Linked DNA regions of Homo sapiens: region 1 is linked to region 2. Evidence: read pairs that join two places in POLR2A ChIA-PET (ENCODE). Cell type or tissue: MCF 10A. All regions are shown on one strand. Links, peaks and the distances in the headings refer to the core of each region. The heading gives the core; the rest is flanking DNA.

Evidence for each region. Peaks named below come from ENCODE experiments on the same cell type or tissue, not always from the same donor. Only the 100,000 strongest peaks of a DNase experiment are listed, where the experiment ranks them.
Region 1: POLR2A ChIA-PET joins it to region 2 with 5 read pairs; 3 of 35 experiments call an interaction of 5 or more read pairs at or near these places.

Annotation. Positions count from the first base shown.
Region 1 is chr2:163,742,267-163,747,659 of GRCh38, forward strand. No RefSeq gene overlaps it. Among named protein-coding and RNA genes, the nearest start is that of FIGN, 9.0 kb to the left of the region's middle. In MCF 10A, for the core only: no CTCF peak of the experiment used is centred there; no DNase peak of the experiment used is centred there.
Region 2 is chr2:164,041,553-164,046,945 of GRCh38, forward strand. No RefSeq gene overlaps it. Among named protein-coding and RNA genes, the nearest start is that of FIGN, 310 kb to the left of the region's middle. In MCF 10A, for the core only: no CTCF peak of the experiment used is centred there; a DNase peak (open chromatin) is centred at 3,259.

The DNA.
Region 1 (5,393 bases), core at 265-5,264, 300 kb before region 2:
AAAAACCATATATATATGTGTGTGTTTGTGTGTGTGTGTATACATATATAAAGTGATTGCCACTGGGAAGTACAATGGCTTAGCTTTTCATATATGTTCCACTATTCCTAAAGAGACCTAAATTCATAAATTCTTATCAGGTTTTCCCTGTTTAAGGTGAGTCTTTTCCTTTCTAAGAGATACAAAGAAATCTTCACGGTTTCTCCTCTCAGTAGCTGTTTTCTTCTCCTGTAATATTTTCTCATACGACATTTATACATTGAGTCATAGAATTAAGATTATAATTTGTACCATGCTCTTTTTTTTTTTTTTTGCTATAGTTATTCTCCCTACCAGTTTGCCATTTTGTTAAATTATAAGCATGGTGTACTGTAAATATTTTTTAACATGTAAAAGTGTTGCATTCAAGTAAGTGCTTACCATACGTATTTTGATTTGTTTTCATGGCAAACGACTACTGGCAATATCAATAATTCAAGAATAGAAACAATGAAAATACAGATGAATTGCATTTGGATACTTCTTCCTGTCAATCATCCTTGCCAGATTCCTATTTGAACATTCTGAAAATGAGGAAGACATCAGGTCTAGCCTTAAGTATGAGTAATAGTTTTCTATTTCCTTACACTGCTCACCCCAACTGAGCTTTTAAAGCACAGGTATCTTGGGTGTCTCTATATAGCTTAATATTTCAAGTATGGAAATAATATTTTAATATTGAATTGAAAATGTATTTCATACAATATGCATGTGCAGACTTTCCATTTTACATAAAGCAATATGCAAGCACCTGTTTGTATCTATGGAGAGTGTTCAATGTATCAGATGAGTACATTCACAAATCATTTAAGTTGAGCTTTTCAAGTGATGTGAGCCACTGATGCAAACTTGCTAATGATAATTATAGAACTGATGCTGATTTAGTCATTTCAAAAAAGCCACGGAGGCATAATTAGTGTCTGAATGGCCTCAATATTGCATTATTAGGAGGCTAGGGTGAAACTTGAAATGAGAACATCAAGGCTGATAACAGAAAAGAAAACATGAAATACATACATAATTCATTCTGAGATATTATAAAGGTTTATAACTAGAAACAATAATTTGCAGAAAGCATCTCATGTACTGGAGCCAACTGCAATCATTTGGTCAACCTGTTAAAGATCAAATAGTATATTCTTAGCTATTCTCAGTGGTGTCTTTGTAATAAAGTAGCAGCAAACAGACACTGTTTGCTTCTGGTCACTTTTAAAGAATGTTCAGTTTATCAGTAGGGACTTTAATCTCAACCTTAATAGAGTACAAAAGCAGCCTTGTACCTGTGCTTCTCTCCTTAAGGCCACAAGCCATGCGGGTTTTTTTATTATTATTATTTAAAACAAGAAAAATAAAATTCTCCTTTTGAGAACACTAAATACTGTGTTTTTTTCCAAGAAAGTAATATCCATTCACTTTCTCTTTTTTGATGCTTTTCTTCTCTCCTTCTTGCTGATACATAGATGCTCCACCACAGTTCACAGCCATCACAGGAGTGAAGACATCCACAATATATTTGAAGGATCCCCTGCCTTGGACCCCTGCCAGGTCTACCATTATCAAGTGACCTGATGTTGGTTGACTTGAGCCTTATAACTGAAAAGTTCTCCTTTTTTGTACTCTTTCCTATTAGTTGGCAACAGATAGGAATAATGACTCTCAACCTAAATTAAACAAACAAATAGATTGCAGTGTTAGGCGTCCATCCTCATTAGCATAGGTTTACAGGTAATCAGAAAAAGGCATATTTAAGTACAATCTGTCTGCTATCTAACATGCCCTGCTGAACAGAAAACCAAATACTATATGTAGTCAGTTATAAGTAGGAGCTAAACATGGGGAACTCATGGACATAAATATGGCAATAATAGATGCAGGGGACTATAAGAGGAGGAGGACGGGAAAGGGGCAAGGTTGAAAAACTAAATGTTAGGGACTATGCTCACTACCTGGGTGACAGCATCATTTGTATCCCAAACCTCAGCATCATGAAATATAACCATGTAACAAACCTGCACATGTAGCTCCTGAATCTAAAATGAAAGTTGAAATTATGAAATAAATAAATAAAAATAAGTGCCCTGCTTCGAGTGTGTTTATTATTATCATTTCCAAAAGTGACAAGGTCTGGGCTGTATCACCTCTGAGAAATCTGGCTGCACTTTCTAAATATTATCTTTTTTTTTTTTCCATGTGGAGTCATACGCACAGGTGTCATACTCACAACAATCAGATTTCCAACTATCTGGGTAAAGAGAGGTGAAGAGAGCCTCAGGTATTGAGAAAGGCAGTTATACAGGTACAGAAAAATAAATCCCTAGATCCACACAGAATTACCAAGTGGATCAACTGTGTTTTAGGAGTCCATACTATATTGTGATCTCCCAAGTATCACAGCCAATTAATTTTTAAAAACCAAGTTAATTTATTTACTACTGTTTCTCCACCTCCCCAAAACAACTGGTAAACACCAAATGTTAATTATGTCCTTTGTAAACCAAGAGGCAGTGACTTGCAGTCCCATAGTGAGACTGGTGGAAACACCAGAAGGTTGGATTTGTTTTGTTTCATTTTGTATTTTCTGGTCAGAAGATATGACAAGAAGTAACACAATTCTTTTTCATTTCCATACTCATAAATGCAGTAGCCAAATTCGTGGCTTTCATTAAGGATGCTTTTGGTTGCAAGTAAGAGAAGGAGAAACTAACAGTAGCTCAAGAACTAAGGGGTTTATTTATCTCTCAATAAAAATATAAGGGTAGGGAAGTTCCTGGGTTTCTTTTCTACTATCTTGAATATTTTGGTGATTTTTACTCCACATTATGGGTGCAACAGCTTCAAACATCACATGAGACAAGACTACATCCAATGGAAGAAGAGGAGTGTTGTCTTGCTCTATGTCTCTTTTTTTGTAAGGGAAACCATTATCCAGAAGCCATCAGGGGATTTATTCTCACCCTTGTTGGGTCACATTTTTAAACTGTGATGGCAAGGGGAGTGAGACCACCAAGACTGGCCTGATGAATACTGGGAAAGGGATCACCTATTAGTAAGCACACAAATATATTTGACGAAAGAAGGGACAGAGGTGGTGGAAGTGGTAGTGGTGGAGTTTGCAGAATGGCTGTGTAGAATCATTATTATGCATAATACCAGGAATTCCATTTTTGCCATGGTTGTTGTGAATGTTACCCTCTGGAATTGTTGCACCACACCATGAAAATGATTGTACCATTCGACTTGCATCTGAGTAACAAATAGAGCCTATCAGAATACTCATAATACTTTTTAGCCCACTGTCTAGCTCTGAGCTTTTTTAATAATCTAATTTATATCTTAATTTTGAGAACCTACTTTGCATGTTTCTGTGGCTCATAGCATAGCTATGAGCCCATCATTTCAGAAGCAATCAGGACCTTGGGATGTGGAAACTATTACTCTCAAAATTGATTAAAGTGTTTAAATGCTTCCAATTTAAGCAAATCATAGAGACTCTGGCCACATATAATAGTAAAATAAATATTTCAACATAAACTTTCAAAAAATTAAAATAATAAATCATTTGAACTGGCATATATGGTAGACACAATAATGAATGACTAAATGAATGAATGGAGTTAAGTCTACCTGAAGAAGAAACAGCTAAAGAGGAAAAAGCAAGGTATTTCCTGATACTCCAGCTAGCCATTTTTAGCTCCTTGGAGATAAGAAATAATATTTTAAAATGCAGCAGAAAGGATATGGTATAGGCAATGTTGCACCAGAAAAGAACTGAAATATTGGGCCATGTTACCAGGCTCAGTTATTGATTCTGGAAATTTTAAATAAAGACTTAACTTTACCTGTGATGATACTGAACTTAAACTTATAAAATGTCACATCACTGTATTGATAAGACAGTGATAAAAAATTATGGCAGCTTTCACTTCAAATCATTTTTATAGGGCCATTGCCAATGTTTACCTTCTAGAAGGAAAGGACGAAGAGGAGGAGGTACGGGAGGAGAGTCATATAAATCATGAATAATTTAAAATGTATGTATAGAAACATGGCTTCAACTTTAATAAACATCTACCTATAAATATTGTTTTAAAAATAGAAATCATTCTTTTAATTACCATAACTATACTGCTTAAAGCTACACAGTTGCACAGCATGCTCATGTCAGCCCTTGTTTAATGAAGGCTATTTGTACCTCTTCTGACAGAGCAATAACTTTCTTTCCTTATTCTCCCTTCCATCTATCACAGAAGCATCCTTGATGTTTGCCATAGTTAAACATGCATTATATCTACTCTTGTCATTATAATATTGTCTATATTGTTGGCTATGTGTCACAATGAATAGAGTATCTGAGGACAAAAAAATATAAACACCAACTTTAGCTCTCCAGCAGCTGTTAGTAGTCAAAACAGAAACCTAGATAGTTCAAGGTCCTCTCAGTTTTTTTTTTTTTTAGTTCTCAGTCTTCTTTGGAGACACATTCAGTTAATTTTGGAATCTCCTCTTACCATTCTTTTCTTTTGATGGGTACTCTAGATCCTGTTTTTGACAAGAAGGCTTGTGGTTCACAGCCATATTCTGTCTTCACTGAGGTGTAACTCACTTGGCTCAGGCATGGCGCTTGAACTTCTGTCTCAGATACATGTGCAGTAGGTATCCATGGTCCTACCATGTGGGTCTTCAGCTTGTATGATCCAAAATGCATCCAGTCAGCGTGTCCCGTGGATACGAATGCATGTTTATCCTAGTCCAATGAAATTCTTTCAGCCTTTCTGCATCCCTCTTAGGAGCTTCATAATCTTTTGGATATTTTTCCACACCATGCTCGGTGTCTGACCTCAGAGAATCTGTCATCAGATCTAATCCTGAAGGCATCTTACTAACTCATTGTTTCTATTCCCAAGTGGCATTATAATTAACACAGGCTTCTTTAAAAAGAGAGGATGGGGAAGAGGGCAACCCATACTTATGGCTAAGCCTTATTCTTCCCCTCTCCTTTGTGTCCAAGTCTCTCCTTCCACCACTGTCTCCTATTTGTTTTCATAACTCCAATCTGAATGAGATTTTTTTCTTTTCTTTAAAAAAACCATAAACTTAAGGGGTACAGTTGCAGTTATGTTACATGGATATATTACATAGTTGTAAAGTCTGGGCTTTAGGTGTAACAATCACTCAAATAGTGTACATTGTACCCATTAAGTCATTTTTTCAGCCCTCACTCACCTCCCAACCCTCCCAGCCTTCTGAGTCTCCAATATCTATTATTCCACAGTCTACATCCATCTGTACACATTATTTAACTCCTACTGATATGTGAGAACATGTGGTATGTGACTGTTTCTGAGTTGTTTCAC
Region 2 (5,393 bases), core at 256-5,255:
AGCCCAAGCTATATTTTGGCCCCTTTTAGCCATGGCTGGAGCAGCCAGAAAGCAGGGTACCAAGTTGCTAGGCTGCACAGAGCAGGGGGCCCTGGCCTGGCCCATGAAACCATCTTTTCCTCCTAGGGCTCCTAGCCTGGGATGGGTTGGGCTGCTGGGAAGACCTCTGACATGCCCTGGAGACATTTTCCCCTTTGTCTTGGTGATTAACATTTGTCTCCTTGTTAATTCTGCAAATTTCTACAGCTGCCTTGAATTTCTCCTCAGAAAATGGGATTTTCTTTTCTACTGCATTATCAGGCTGCAATTTTTCCAAACCTTTTTGCTCTGCTTCCCTTATAAAACTGAATGCCTTTAACAGCACCCAAGTCACCTCTTGCATGCTTTGCTGCTTAGAAATTTCTCCCACCAGATACCTTAAATCATCTTTCTCAAGTTCAAAGTTCCACAAATCTCTAGGGCAGGGGCAAAATGCCACGAATCTCTTTGCTAAACCACAACAAGAGTCACCTTAGCTCCAGTTTCTAATGAGTTCCTCATCTCCATCTGAGACCATGTCAGCCTGGACCTTATTGTTCATTCACTATTAGCATTTTTGTTAAAGCCATTCAATGAGTCTCTAGGAAGTCCTAAACTTTCCCATGTTTTCCTGTCTTCTGAGCCCTCCAAACTGTTAACAACCTTGCCTGTTACCCAGTTCCAAAGTCACTTCCACATTTTTGGTTATCTTTTCAGCAACACCCACTCTACTGGTACCAGTTTTCTATATTAGTCCATTTTCATACTGGTGAGAGGCAAGGAGGAGCAAATCACATCTTATGTGGATTGCAGCAGGCAAAGAGAGCTTGTACAGGGCAACTCCCGTTTTTAAAACCATCAAATCTTGTGAGACCCATTCACTATCATGAGAACAGCACAGGAAACACCCACCTCCATTATTCAATCATCTCTCACTGGCTCCTTCCCACAACCTGTGGGAATTATGGGAGCTACAAGATGAGAGTTGGGTGGGGACACAGAGCCAAACCATATCACTTATTTTGTATAAATAAACTTCGTTCTAAGGTAACATTCTATTTAAGCAAAGTATAGCTTTCACTATATGAAAATCTTACACTGTTTTGTTTGAAAAATCACATACTTTTATAGTGATCTGTTTATATTCACCTGCTATAATGACAAAGGAACAAAAGGAATGTCTGCAAGTATTTTATTTGTGATGTAATGAAACTCCAGATTCAGTGCAGTTATTCCAACAACGCACAAATGCTAACATTTAAAAGTTAAGTGCTGAATGATTATAAACCTCATGCTATTTTGATACTGTTACTTGAAAAGTAATACGAAAGGGTCCTTGAATATCTATAGAATGATACCAGAAAATCCAATATTTGTGTAAAATGTTATAGGATCAGCTGTTTAAACAGTAGCCTGATTAAATATCAATACATGTTTTGAAAGCATTGTAAATTTTACTCTATTATTATCTCAGAACATAATTTTCAACTGGTAAACAGATTTTTTTAGAAAGCAACCAAATTATAGTGTACTGTGTCCTTGTCCCAAAATCTATGGTGTTCTACCAAAACATACTATGGAAAATAGCAAGCGCTTATCCTGCCTTGTCCTATGCACCAAAGATCTTAAGGGTCACTTATATGGTTTTAAAATAACTTCATTCCAATCAGGCAAAAGAATTTGTCTTTTCTTACTTTTACTCTTTACAAAACTTAAGTTCTCTCCATTAAGCATTGTCAAAAACAAATCACATATTAATATGACAAAATAAAAACTCTGAAAAAACATCTTATGGATGAAAACTTTTCTTCCTCTTGTCTAAACATTTTCTTGATTTACCATAAACTTATCTTGATTTCTTACAAGGTTATTATAAATGACAATTTATAACAATTTATAATAACCTTGTAAGAAATTTTTTAAAAAAACTTTGGTCTTGTGAATTGTTATTTAAAAAGAAGACATCCTTAAATTATAGTTCTTTTAGGTTTAGGACATGGTATTATTGTCTTCTTTATTTAATTTGAAGCTTTTTGACTTAGACAAAATAGTAATTCAAATATGTATGATTATAAGATCTTCCATTGTAAAACTTGTATCTTACACATATTTTGTAACATCCTTATAATACTGAAATACTAGTCTGACAACTAGTAGTGAGTCGGTAATTATTTGACACATATATCAACATGATTCAGAAACTGCTAATACATCTTATATGAAAATGACCATTATAAAAGTGAAAATTTGCAACAGAAATATTCTTTCTCTTTTTTATAATTTTTCTATTTGATTTTCACTTCGCTTCTGAGAGATATCATATTATGAATATCTATTAGTAGTATAAACTCTGAAATTTTATTCAGTCAACTCTGGTTGATATAAATAGATAAGTAAATGTGTAAATGGACTTTCAGAGCAGTGATAAGGGATTGAGGATGAATTTTTTTTCATTATTGATACTAAACTGAAAATCAATAGTGTTTTTTGCCCAGAGAGAAACAAAATTAAATCAATTTCAAGACTAAATTGGTATTTATCTTTTTTCAGTTCTGAAGAACTGATTTTAATTTTACTCATAAGAGAAATTTATTTTCTTATAATAAATTGTTTTCCAACTTGCACCCACCAGCCCCCTGACCTTCAATCATCCTAATAATACTAGAAGATACAAAATGTAAACCAGACTTATTTTTATACTAGTTAGCTTTGATATATACATAGTGTTAGAATCCTAGGAGAGATATTGTGAGTATTCATATTTTAATGTAACATGTAAATATTTTATAAAGATATATTTAAAAATTGATTTAGTGTTTCTATACCATTTTGATGTTCTTCTGCAAAAAAAACAGCAAAAAAAAAAAAAAGAAAAATGAAAAAAATTAGTGTACTCACCAGACTGCCAAGAATTCTACTTATGAATCTATGCAATGCTTCTAATTTCTAATGGATTGCTTTTGTAACTTTTGGAGTATTGCCATTGAGTTTTTGACAATTGAGAAATTGACAATAAATTTCCCTTAATTTATTGTCAGATGGTTTCTAGTGGATTTATCTTAGCGGTTTGCTGAACTTCCCCCAGAAACCTGCTCGGAAGTCACCTGAGCCTTAGCCAGCAGAGGACTCTTTTGATCCATGTCCTTAGGCTGTTGAGCTCAGCTCAGGGAATTGCTCCATCCAGACCACCACAGCTCTTCCAGGTAAGACCATTCTACTGCCAAAGAGTTGCTGGACCTCTCCCAGCACATTGGCAAACTCTGACTCCTGGACTGGTCCCAGTGAACTGGCAGAGTATAATCAGTTGGCTGCTGCTGGTGGAAATGTGGCCCACACTACTCAAAAGATGACACCTTCTTCTTATGAGGCAATTTGGTGATGCAGGGAAAATAATGTAGTCATGGTTATAACAAAATAGTGCTTAGCCTGGGGAAAGCAATTGCTCACTACAAATCTTAATAAAACCACAAACAAATTTACAAATTAGAGCTGAATTACAGATACTGCATTACATTTTTTCTTTCCTATTCATTTTTTTTCTAGGGAATTTGTCTAGAATTTTAGTCCACAATTCTATCACCAAAACACATCTTATCATTTTAGATTTTTTTTTTTGGTGAATATGGAGTTACAATTGAAGTGAACACTTTTTACTAGTATTGTTTCTACATTTCCACAGATTTATTAATTAGTAAAATAGAATCTCCACAATTTTATTTTAGTTTGATTAAAATAATTTTAAACAAGCCTTTAGTAAGCATGAGTTGGGCATTTTCTAAAAGTCCTGGGCCGGAACAATTCACTATTCCCTGGAGTTTCCTAGTAAGTTATCTGAACAGATCCTGAGACAATTTAATTAAACAGGATACTTAATAGGTCAAATAACTAAATCCTCTTTATGTCCATTTTCAGAGGCAAGAATGCTGATACTACCCAACAACTCTACCTTCTCTAGATCCCTCTATTTTTTTACTTGAAAACTAGTAATAAAAATACTATGATAAATATAAAAGAAATCCAACAACCTATTACCACTACCTATAATTTGAAGATTTATCTTTGGTGTCAATCCATATTACTTTGGGGTTTCAAACCCATAAATAGTCCCAATAATATGTACTATTGGTATTTAAGTTTTAACTTTTTATTTTTACAGTATTTCAGACTTATAGAAAAGTTCTGAGAATAACAGAGAATTCTCTTAGACCCCTTACCCAGATTTCCCAAATATTAGCTTTACATTTTCTTCACAATTCTCTTTCTGTCTCTCTAAAATATATGCACGTTATTTCCTTTTAACATTTTCAAAGTAAATTGCAGATGGATCCCTTTACCCATAAATACTTCTATTTGTTTTTCTTAAGAGCAAGGTCAGTCATCAATTGGCAGACTTTATAGTAATAATTATTGCAGACAAAAATCGCAAATGGATGGTAAATTAGTAGGCAAAAGTATGATGAGAAACAGGATATATGCATATAAGACCATAGAGTCTCAGAATATCTATCTCTCCATCAAAGATTTTGCCTCTATGCAAAGAGCAGCCTGGCTTCTGTCCCTGAATTCTGGAAGTTAACCTCCAAATTCTTGGAATATTCTGTGCAATAGGCATTTCCTTGTTATTGATGGGGACCTTTGCACCATACCACCTCTGATTGCTCATGCTATCCATGTAACTCATGGTGAGCTCCTAGTTTTTGCTAAGCAGATGACTCATGGTGGGGGCTGCTACCTGGAAGCCCAACCATGGGATTAGAGGGAGAAAGGGAAGAGGCCGGAGATTGGGTTAAACCATATGAGCGATGATTCTAACAGTTGAGCTTACATCATAAAGCCCTAGGAAAAATTCTGCACCATGAAGGAGCTTCCCCGTTTGGCAATATTCTTTTATTTATTTATTTATTTTTATGTTTATTTTTAATTTTTTTTTTTTGAGACGGAGTCTAGCTCTGTTGCCCAGGCTGGAGTGCAGTGGTGCGATCTCGGCTCACTGCTGCAAGCTCTGCCTCCCAGGTTCACGCCATTCTCCTGCCTCAGCCTCCCCAGTAGCTGGGACTACAGGCGCCTGCCACCACTCCCGGCTAATTTTATTTATTTATTTATTTATTTATTTATTTTTATTTTTAGTAGAGACGGGGTTTCACCATGTTAGCCAGGATGGTCTCGATCTGACCTCGTGATCTGCCCGCCTCGGCCTCCCAAAGTGCTGGGATTACAGGCGTGAGTCACCGCGCCCGGCCGCAATATTCTTTAACTATTGTCACACTTCCATGCTGGAAGAATCATGTGTCCTTGCAGACGATGAAAAGTTTCTGTTTGGCATCTTTCCAGGCTTCGCACTGATTCACTACTCTTGACTGGTTCTAATTTGTATC